Regions from separate parts of the Homo sapiens genome. Here region 1 is linked to region 2. Evidence: read pairs that join two places in POLR2A ChIA-PET (ENCODE). Cell type or tissue: Caco-2. All regions are shown on one strand. Each heading gives the region's core, and the rest is flanking DNA. Links, peaks and the distances in the headings are about the cores only. Region 1 has its middle 8.1 kb from the start of DBF4B. Region 2 overlaps TMUB2 (transmembrane and ubiquitin like domain containing 2).

Evidence for each region. ChIA-PET counts read pairs that join two places held together with the same protein. Peaks named below come from ENCODE experiments on the same cell type or tissue, not always from the same donor. Only the 100,000 strongest peaks of a DNase experiment are listed, where the experiment ranks them.
Region 1: POLR2A ChIA-PET joins it to region 2 with 5 read pairs; 3 of 35 experiments call an interaction of 5 or more read pairs at or near these places.

Annotation. Positions count from the first base shown.
Region 1 is chr17:44,697,903-44,703,271 of GRCh38, reverse strand. No RefSeq gene overlaps it. Among named protein-coding and RNA genes, the nearest start is that of DBF4B, 8.1 kb to the left of the region's middle. In Caco-2, for the core only: no CTCF peak of the experiment used is centred there; no DNase peak of the experiment used is centred there.
Region 2 is chr17:44,189,387-44,194,697 of GRCh38, reverse strand. It overlaps TMUB2 (transmembrane and ubiquitin like domain containing 2), which reads right to left. Exons shown (of 4, transcript NM_001076674.3): 3 at 5,110-5,311; 4 at 2,769-4,197. The coding sequence ends at 3,834. ATXN7L3 (ataxin 7 like 3) reads left to right here. Exons shown (of 13, transcript NM_001382309.1): 12 at 24-181; 13 at 287-2,893. The coding sequence ends at 435. Among named protein-coding and RNA genes, the nearest start is that of TMUB2, 5.1 kb to the right of the region's middle. In Caco-2, for the core only: no CTCF peak of the experiment used is centred there; a DNase peak (open chromatin) is centred at 2,317.

The DNA.
Region 1 (5,369 bases), core at 117-5,116, 510 kb before region 2:
ACCCTGCCCACCCCCCACCGACAAGCCCAAATTGCAGCATTGCACAATATACCCTTGTGACAAACTTGCACATGTACCCCCAAATCTAAAAGTTAAATTTAGGCCAGGAGTGGTAGCTTATGCCTGTAACCCCAGCACTTTGGGAGGCCGAGGCAGGCAGACTGTTTGAGACCAGGAGTTCGAGACCAGCCTGGGCAACACAGCAAGACTCTGTTGCTTAAAAAGAAAAAAAAAAAAAAAGAAAGAAAGAAAAAGAAAATAAGGAAGTAAGAAAGAGAAAATAAGAATAATTGAAAATGAATTAGCTAAGTGTTCAACTTGAGAAGTCAGAAAAATGAACAAAACAGTGAGCCCAAAGGCTGTAGACAGTCAGAAATAGCAAAGGATAGAAATTAATGAAATGGAAAAGAAAAAGTAGATTCTTAAAAATCAATGTGGAAAAGACAAATAACACAAAAGAAAAATACGGGCAATACAAACATGAGACATTTTAAGGGCTGATAAACATAAAGCATGCTACGACTCACTAATAATTAGGAAAATACCAATTTAACAATAATTAAATGCCACTTCATAACTTTTGATCTGCAAAAATTAATGTGTATTAAAACCAAATTCTAGTAAAAATGCAAAGAAAAGGGTGGGGTATAAAACTGGGGCAAACCTTGGGAGAGCAATTTAGTACCCAATAAGGTACCTGCCCTTCAGTCTAACACTCTTCTAGGTTTATCCTGGGCCGGTGGTCTCCAAAGAAAGGTGTGCCTTGGCCAGGCATGGTGGCTCATGCCTGTAATCTCAGCACTTTGGGAGGCCAAGGTGGGCGGATCACTTGGGGTCAGGAGTTCAAGACCAGCCTGGCCAACAGGATGAAACCCCATCTCTACTTAAAAAATATAAAAATTAGCCAGGCATGGTGGTGTGTGCCTGTAATCCCAGGTACTTGGGATACTGAGGCAGCAGAATTGTTTGAACCAAGGAGGCAGAAGTGGCAGTGAGCTGAGATGGCCCCACTGCACTCCAGCCTGGGTGACAGAGCAAGACTCTCCGCCCCCCACCCCCCCGCCCCGGCCAAAAAAGAAAGGTGTGCCTCAGGTACAAGATGATTACAAAGGTCAGGCATGGGGACTCACACCTTTAATCTCAGCACTTTGGGAGGCTGAGGCAGGTGAATCGCTTCAGCCCAGGAGTTTGAGACCAGTCTGAGCAACATAGTGACACTTCATCTCTACTAAAAATTAAAAAAAAAAATTAGCTGGGTGTGGTGGTGCATGCCTGTGGTCCTAGCTACTCAGGAGCCTGAGGTGGGAGGATCAGTTGAGCCCAGGAGGTGGAGGCTGCAATGAGGGATGATTATACCACTGCACTTCAGCGTGGATAAGAAAGTGAGACTCTGTCTCAAAAAAAAAAAAAAAAAAAAAAAAAAAGAGCTGCGTGCAGTGGCTTACGCCTGTAATCCCAGCACTTTGGGAGGTTGAGGTGGGCAGATCACCTGAGGTCAGCAGTTCGAGACCAGCCTGACCAACATGGCGAAACCCTGTCTCAACTGAAAATGCAAAAATTAGCCGGGCATGGTGGTGGGCGCCTGTCATCCCAACTACTCAGGAGGCTGAGGCAGGAGAATCGCTTGAATCCGGGAGGCAGAGGTTGCAGTGAGCCGAGATTGCACCACTGCACTCCAGCCTGGGTGACAGAGCAAGACTCCATCTAAAAAAAAAAAAAAAAAATTGATCATAGAGGTGCTGAAAAAACACATTATAATTTAAGTGTATTATATTATCTAAAAGAAGAAAAACAAGTAAGCTTTATTAATATTTAGTAAGTGGATTGACACTGGGCATCTGTTAGACATCTTGGGTTATGTAAGACAGGTGAGGTAACTGGGTAAGGGGTCAGGAGCTTCGTATTTGGAGGGGTTGTGTGTTTTCTTTCAGTGTCCTGCGCCATGTTTGCTTTTCAGTGTTCTACACAGTTTTTATTATTATCATTATTTTATTTATTTACTAATAGTTTTGCTGTGTTGCCCAGGCTGGTCTTGAACTCCTGGCCTCAATCGATCCTCCTGCCTTGGCCTCCCAGTGTTGGGATCACAGGTGAGAGACCACACCTAGTCTCTATACAGTTTACGTATGTCCAGATAAGTGGATTTACAGATTATGCTATCTAGATATAATTTTTCCTAACTCTCCAAAGTGGACAAGGGGCTTAACCATATTCTTGTGAATGAGCAAGATTACAGTTACAAATAATCCTAGTGCTTCACACACAAATGAGTATTACAGGTACAAACTCTTATGGTTCGGTGAGAATCCAGTGTTGAGAAGGAGTCAGCTGGCCAAGGGGTGAAAAAAATCACCACTAATCAAGAGAAGCTCATGCCATAAAGAGCATATTTTGAAGACACATGTTTGGAAATGTTTTGATCTTTAATGACTTTGTTTCTAATAAAGGTATGTGAACCATCTTTAAAAATAAAACAAAACGGGCCGGGTGCGGCGGCTCATGCCTATAATCCCAGCACTTTGGGGAGCCGAGGTGGGTGGATCACGAGCTCAGGAGATCGAGACCATCCTGGCTAACACGGTGAAACCCTGTCTCTACTAAAAATACAAAAAGTTAGCCGGGCATGGTGGCGGGCGCCTGTAGTCCCAGCTACCCGGGAGGCTGAGGCAGGAGAATGGTGTGCACCTGGGAGGTGGAGCTTGCAATGAGCCGAGATCGTGCCACTGCACTCCAGCCTGGGTGATAGAGTGAGACTCTGTCTAAATAAATAAATAAATAAATAAATAAATAAATAAATAAAACAAAACATCTGATTCTCACATTTAAAAATCTAGGCTGGGCGCGGTGACTCACACCTGTAATCCCAGCACTTCTGGAGGCCAAAGCTGGTGGATCATTTGAGGCCAGGAGTTCAAGACCAGCCTGGCCAACATGGCGAAACCCCATCTCTACTAAAAATACAATAATTAGCTGGGGGCGGTGGTGCTTGCCTGTAATCCCAACTACTCAGAAGGCTGAGGCACAAGAATCACTTGGCAGTAAGCTGAGATTGTGTCACTGTACTCCAGCCTGGGCTACAGAGTGGGTCTCTGTCTCCATAAAAAGAAAAAAAAATCTATAAAACAGAATTTGCTAAACCATTTAAAAATCTTCCAAGCAACTGTCTCAATGGGTTTTGGGCAGGAAAAGGTGGCTCATACCCGCAATCCCAGCACTTTGGGAGGCTGAGGCAGGTGGATCACTTGAGGCCAGCAGTTTGAGACCAGCCTGGGCAACAACACAGTGACACTCTGTCACTATAAAATACTTAAAAAAAAAATGGGCTGAGGTGGGAGGATTGCTTGAGCCCAGGAGGTTGATGCTGCACTGAGCTGAGATTGCCCCACTGCACTCCAGTCTGGGCAGCAGAGTGAGACCCTGTCTCAAAAAAAAAAAAAAAAAAAATTGGCTAGATCCGGTGGTGGGCGCCTGTATTCCTACCTACTTGGGAGGCTAAGATGGGAGGATCCCTTGAGCCCAGGACTTTGGGCTGCTGTGAGCTGTGATTGTGCCACTGCATTCCAGCTTGGGTGAAAGAGTGAGACCCTATCTCTGTATATATATTTTTTAAAAAGGTGGCTGGGTGCGGTGGGTCATGCCTGTAATCCTAGGACTTTGGGAGGCCAAGATGGGCGGATCATGAGGTCAGAAGATCGAGACCATCCTGGCCAACATGGTGAAACGCCATCTCTACTAAAAATACAAAAACTTAGCCGGGTGTGGTGGCACGCGCCTGTAGTCCCAGCTATTCGGGAGGCTGAGGCAGGAGAATCGCTTGAAGCTGGGAGGCAGAGGTTGCAGTGAGCCAAAATTGCACCACTGCACTCCAACCTGGGTGACAGAGCGAGACTCCATCTAAAAAAGAAGAAAAAACAATGCTGGGTGTGGTGGCTCATACCTGTAATCCCAGCATTTTGGGAGTCCAAAGTGGGAGGATCTCCTGAGGCCAGGAGTTCGAGACCAGCCTGGGAAACACAGGGAGATTCTGTCTCTCTTAAAAAAAAAAAAAAAAATCTAAAAAAACTAGCTGGCAGGCTGGGCACAGTGGCTCACGCCCGTAATCCCAGTACTCTGGGAGGCCGAAGTGGGCGGATCACCTGAGGTCAGGAGTTCAAGACCAGCCTGGCCAACATGGTGAAACCCCATCTCTACTAAAAATACAAAATCAGGCCGGGCGTGGTGGCTCACGCCTCTAATCCTAACACTTTGGGAGGCTGAGGTGGGCAGATCATGAGGTCAGGAGTTCCAGACCAGCCTGGCCAACATGGTGAAACCCTGTTTCTACTAAAAACACAAAAATTAGCCCAACGTGGTGGCATGCATCTTTAATCCCAGCTACTTGGGAGGCTGAGGCAGGAGAATTGCTTGAATCCAGGAGGTAGAGGTTGCAATGAGCCAAGATTGTGCCACTGCACTCCAGCCTGGGCAACAAGAGCAAGACTCCATCTCAAAAAAAAAAAAAAAATCAGCTGGGCGTGGTGGTAGGCACCTGTAATCTCAGCTACCTGAGAAGCTGAGGCAGGGAGAATCACTTGAACCTGGGAGGGTGCAGTGAGCCAAGATCACGCCACTGCACTCCAGCCTGGGTGACAGAGTGAGACTCTGTCTCAGGAAAAAAAAGAAAAGAAAACTAGCCGGGCATGGTGGCATGCACATATAGTCCTGGCTACTCAGAAGGCTGAGGTGGGAGGATGTCTTGAGCCCAGGAGTTCAATGCTGCAGTGATCTATGATCCTGCCACTGCACTCCAGCCTGGGTGACAGGGCAAGACCCTTTCTCAAAAGAAAAGAAAACAGGCCAGGCATGATGGCTCCCGCCTGTAATTCCAGCACTTTGGGAGGCCGAGGTGGGCGGATCACCTGAGGTCAGGAGTTTGAGACCAGCCTGACCAACATGGAGAAACCTCGTCTTTATTAAAAATACAAAATTAGCCAGGCGTGGTGGCACATGCCTGTAATCCCAGCTACTTGGGAGGCTGAGGCAGGAGAATCGCTTGAACCCAGGAGGTGGAGGTTACAGTGAGCTGAGATTGTGCCATTGCACTCCAGCCTGGGCAACAAGAGTGAAACTCCATCTCAAAAAAAAAAAAAGAAAAAAATACAATGCCTTCTGATTAGTTTGGAAAAAACAACTGATAAACATCAGGGAAGATTCCGTAGCAAAACATCTCATGTATCCCAGAAATATATATACCTACTTGGTACTCACAAAAATTAAAAAAAAAAAAATCAGGGAAGATAGAAATGAGTCCAATTTCAATAAAAGCCTTGGTAGATGGGATTTTAAAATGACTGGTTTTGTTAAGCACAATGATGCAGATTTTAGAGAAA
Region 2 (5,311 bases), core at 1-5,000:
TCTTTGGCTCATCCCCTTTCCAGTGTCCTTCCAGAGGTCGAGAGCTCCCTGGATAATGACAGCTTTGACATGACTGACAGCCAGGCCCTGATCAGCCGGCTTCAGTGGGACGGCTCCTCTGACCTCTCACCCTCTGATTCAGGCTCCTCCAAGACGAGTGAAAATCAGGGATGGGGTCTAGGTACGTGATGCAGTTGGGCCCTAGGGGCTCTGTGCCCAAAGCCATGGGGGTGCCACCTCTCCTGCCATAACCATACTCTCATCCCTTGTGTCTCTTTCTCTACAGGTACCAACAGCTCTGAGTCACGGAAAACCAAGAAAAAGAAATCCCATCTGAGCCTGGTAGGGACTGCCTCCGGCCTAGGTTCCAACAAGAAGAAGAAGCCAAAGCCACCGGCACCCCCGACGCCCAGCATCTATGATGACATCAACTGACTTGGGTGCAAGGGATAGCCTTTGGCTGAGCAGAGCCCTCTCTCCTGACCCCCACCCAGGTGGCATAGCCTGGCAAATGGACGGCTGCTGGGGGTTGGGGCTTGGGAAGCTTGGTGGGCCAGGCAGGCAGAGGATCCGATTATGCGCCCCTGGGGGGTGTCAAAGTCCTCTGCAATGGAGCACGACTCCTCGGCGTGCAGGACTCAGACCTGGACATATTATGCCTTGGACATAAGTTTGGTGGGGAGGCGGTTTTCCTATTTATTCTGTGAGTTACTGGATGTCCAGCTAGGCCAGGGGCCTGACCTGGGCACTGTGCCAGGGCACTGCCTGCCCCCCACCCCAGGAACTGGACTAAGCCCTGCTGAGGGGCAATGTGGCGACCCGGGAGGCTGTGGGTTGGAAGCTGAGCCTGGAGGGGGCCTGCCTCGGCCGCCCTCAGCAATGTGAATGGGTCCGGTGCTTGGAGCTGAGGGGCAAGGCTGGGCATGTCCTGTCTGTGTGCAGAATCTTATCAAATGCCCCCAGTCCCAGGGGTAGGCAGGCACAGAGTGCTGTCTGCTGAGGTGGGCGTCCAGAACTGCCGCCACCTTCCCTGCCCCTCACAGGGGCAGCCCTTTCCCCTCAGTCCCCATGGGCCTCCTTGGCAGCAGGAGCTGTCCTTTTGTTGGGTGCCAGGAAAGGGCCTCCAGCCTCTACAGCTTCAAGGAATGGGAAAGGGAGGGTAGGAAGAGGGAGAAGTGTCAGAATTCCTCCCCCTGCCTCTCCTCCCTGACCCAGGGCTGGTGAGGAGTGGGGCCCCAAGGTGAGAGGGAACGGTGCTGCTTTATTTGAAATGTTTTCTTACCTCATTCCCTGCCCCAGGAAGGGACCCAGCCTCACCCTCCTGGGGTGGCCCCGTGTTCCTCCTGCCCACCCTGCCCCACTGCCCTACCGGGGCAGCCCAGGTTCCCAACTGCTGCTTCCACCCCCTTCACCTTGACTGGCTTCAGTTCCTCTCAGCGCTCCTGCCTCCAAAGCGTGCCCTGTTTCCCTTCCTTAGCGCTTTTAAGTTATTTATTCTGTACTTGTGGTTTGGGGCTCTGAGGAAAATCCTAATCTTGTGCCTCTCCCCCTTTGCTAGGAGTTGGGTGGGAAGAGAGGGTGGCCTCTGTGCCCCAGGTTGTCAGTGGAGGGGAAGGGGTGTCACTGCCCCTCTGTGGGACTGTCATGCCAGTGTGCCCACCTGCCTGGTCTACATCCTAAAGAGATGTACCGTCCCCCCTCCATGCGGGCACCACCACTCCCAGGAGCCAAGCTGGAGGACCGCGACCTGGGCTGGGAGCAGAGCTGACTGACATGGGTGGAGGTGACCCTGAGCCAAGTTCTCTGGCACTTGCTGGACATGTCCCCTACCCTCTTCCCAAGAGGAGCCATCCCACATTTGGGTAGTTAGTACCCAGGACTGGTTGGACTGATCGGGTTAGGGACCCTAGAGGGTTAAGGGAACAACAGAGATGGGGCTGCAATGCCCTGTCTGGAACTCCGCTCTCCCGCTGGGGTGGTTCTGATTGTGGCTCATGCCTGGTTGCAAATTGGTTTTTAACCCACAAATTGTGATTATTTTTTAAAAAGCCAAACAGATTTTGGCAGGAGTTAGAATAAATCCCGGGGCCTGGGCTTCTCTATTCTTGGCCCTCCGTAGTCTCCCTCCGAGAGGAGGCCAGAGGGAGAGGAGGATCTCAGCAGGCCTCTAGCCGCTTCCAGATGCAGTCTGGGGAGTGGGCTGAAGGTGAAGGGAGGAAGGCTGTGGGCCACTCTCCCTTCTGAGAGGCAGCTGCAGCTCAGGCCCTAATACACTCTTTGCCCTGTGGCCTCTCCCTTTTCCCCCCTTCTGGTTGGAGGAGGGAGAAGTGGGAAGTAGCTTGGGAACTGGTTTGTCCACATAAACTTCCCCATTGTTCCTTGGCCCGCCCTCAGGGCAGAGCCCCCTGCCCAGGCTGGGTAAGAGATGGGCTTGGTCCAGCAGGGACCCTGAGGGAACAAACCCTTTTCCTTCTGGGGAGAGAGTGCCCCCCCTACCATGTAGTTGAACAGGGGCTAGGAGCTCCCCACTCCCCTCCCTCTAACAGCAGGCTGTGTGGGTTTCAATTCCCATCCTTCCCACCCCGGCTAGGTGTCGTCCACCCTGTATCCTGTGTCTGAGTGTGTGTGGGGGGGTTCTGTACTAATTTCCATGGCCGGTGGCTTTTCCTTCCATGCATCACTCCCCCCCGCATGCCCAGGGGCCACCCGCCTGGCATTACCGCATGCTGGGGTCATTGGGGGAGGGGGGTGGGGCTCACGCTGTCCTGTGGTCTTGAGATTTTTATTTTTGCATATGTAATCCATTCTGTACAGGTAGCTAACTTTGTAAACGCTGTGTATTCCCTCTGCCCCCATGGCTGCTGGTGTAAATAAACTGCATCTCCCGTTGGTAGCCCCGGCCTACCTACTCTCATTACCATTTTCCTGGGGGCAGCGCAAAGCCATTCTCTGTCACAGAAAGAGGCTGCAGGACCACAAAATGGAACTTTATTCAGTCACAGACACTGACCCTCCAATAGCCCCAGAAGCAAGAGCCTAGGGCCCAGCAATCCATACCCAGTCCTTGGAGTTGGGCAGGGTAGGACGCTGGCCAAGGGCCAGTGCTGTCTCTTGCTTACAGCCTGAGGACTACGGGAGCAGCAGCTGTGGCCTGGCCGCTCCCAATGCTGGGGGCTTGGCTTGGTGCCCCATCCCCTTCCTGACTGAGCTCTATGAAGGACTCTTAAAAAAATAAAATAAAATGCAAGCAAAGTGCTTTGAAAGAAGGGAGGACACCCTATTCCTGCTAAGGGGTAGAGGAAGAAGGTGAAGGCGGCTAGGTGCCCATAAGAGAAGGCTGGCACAATCTTCATTCCCGCCAGTGTGATTTCAGTCTCAAAAGATGAGTATTTGGCTGAGAAATGGAAGGATACTCCAGGCTCCCTACGGAGTTGTGCTGGGGCCATGCTGAGCTGCCCTTGCAGGCAGCCCTGGGTGCTGGGGGCAGACATGCAGGACACTGGGAAGAGTCAGAACCACAGGTGGGAGGGAATCTCAGAGCCCAGGCTCCCCACTGAGCTTGGCCAGCAGCTTTGAACTCCTTCAGAGGACCCTAAAAGTGAAGGAAGATGACATCCTCATTTCTACCTGAGTTGTGCTCGCACGGGAGGGACATCTGTACTCCTGTGGATGAGAAGGGGAGGCCGCATACTTGCCTCCTGTGTCCTATGGAGGAGATTTCCATCACATCCTTTCCACCCCTCCCTCCCCGGCCCTTGGGCCCAGCTCTGGCCAGGAAAAGTGGGGAGGCCGTAAAGGAGAAAGACCATGCCTTTCATTTTCTTCCTATGTCCTTATCGTCCATACATCCCAAATACTAGGAAGCTGAAGAAGACGGTGACTCCCACCAGGGAGACAGTGGCAGGTGCTGTGAAGAATTGGCGGTAATTGATTCGGAAGTACCAGACCACACCCAACAGCACCACAAAGACAGGCACCATGAGGCTGCCCACATTGACACCAAGGCTGGGTGGCTCAGTGGCCGAGGGGGCCAAGGAGGCTGAGGGGCCTGGAACAGCTGACCCTGGGGGTGAGCGGTGGCAGTGAATCACACAGTTGTCGGTAATGTTCAGAGAACGCAGTGTGCGGGCTGGGTCTTGTAGCAGGCGGCCCTGGTAGATCAGTTTCATCTGGCTTTCTTGTCCAGGGAAGTATTTGCTGTAAGGATGAAAGACATGGAAGAAAAGATAGAGGGTGAGGAATGAGAAGGCAAACAGGCCTGGACCAACAAAGCAGGGGAGTGGGGAAAAACTGGAGGGTGGATTTTTTTTTCCCTCATCTTTATCCTTTTTTTTTTTTTTTTTTTTTTGAGACGGAGTCTCACTCTGTTGCCAGGCTGGAGTGCAGTGGCGCGATCTCGGCTCACTGCAACCTCTGCCTCCCGGGTTCAAGCAATTCTCCTGCCTCACCCTCCCGAGTAGCTGGGACTACAGGAGTGCGCCACCATGCCCAGCTAATTTTTGTATTTTTTTTTTTAGTAGAGACAGGGTTTCACCATGCTGGCCAGGATGGTCTTGATATCTTGACCTTGTGATCTGCCCGCCTTGGCCTCCCAAAGTGCTGGGATTACAGGCGTGAGCCACCGCGACAGGCCCCCCTCATCTTTATCCTTAACTAATGAGGGGTGTATTTGTTTGTTTTGTTTTTTTAGATGGAGTCTCACTCTGTCGCCCAGGCTGGAGTGCAGTGGCGCAATCTCGGCTCACTGCAACCTCCACCTCCTGGGTTCAAGCGATTCTCCTGCCTCAGCCTCCTGAGTAGCTGGGATTGCAGGCGTGCGCCACCACGCCCGGCTGATTTTTGTATGTTTAGTAGAGATGGGGTTTCACCATGTTGGTCAGGCTGGTCTCGAACTCCTAACCTCGTGATGCACCCGCCTCGGCCTCCCAAAGTCCCGGGAGCCACTGCACCCGGCCTGAAGGGTGTATTTCTAAGAAAGTATCTACCTGCCCTTGGTAGGGGCTGGATCTTACACTTTGCTGCAGCTCCCATGTCTGCACCAGCCTCCTTAGAGGCAACCAAGGGCTGGGGGATGAGCACAAGCAGCTTCCCACTTCCCAGGCCACTCACCTCTTCAGGGCACCCACGGTATCCTCTGGCCTAGCCACAGCCAGCTCCTCGGTATCATTGAGGAATTTGAGCCGCACAGTGATGAGGCCAGGGCTGGGAGGGAGGCAGGTGCTATCCTCAGATCTCAGGGGGGCCTCTGGACTGCTGCTGCCTGCACCTGCTTGTCTTTTGGGCAGGCCTTGGATGTCAAGGAGATGCTCAA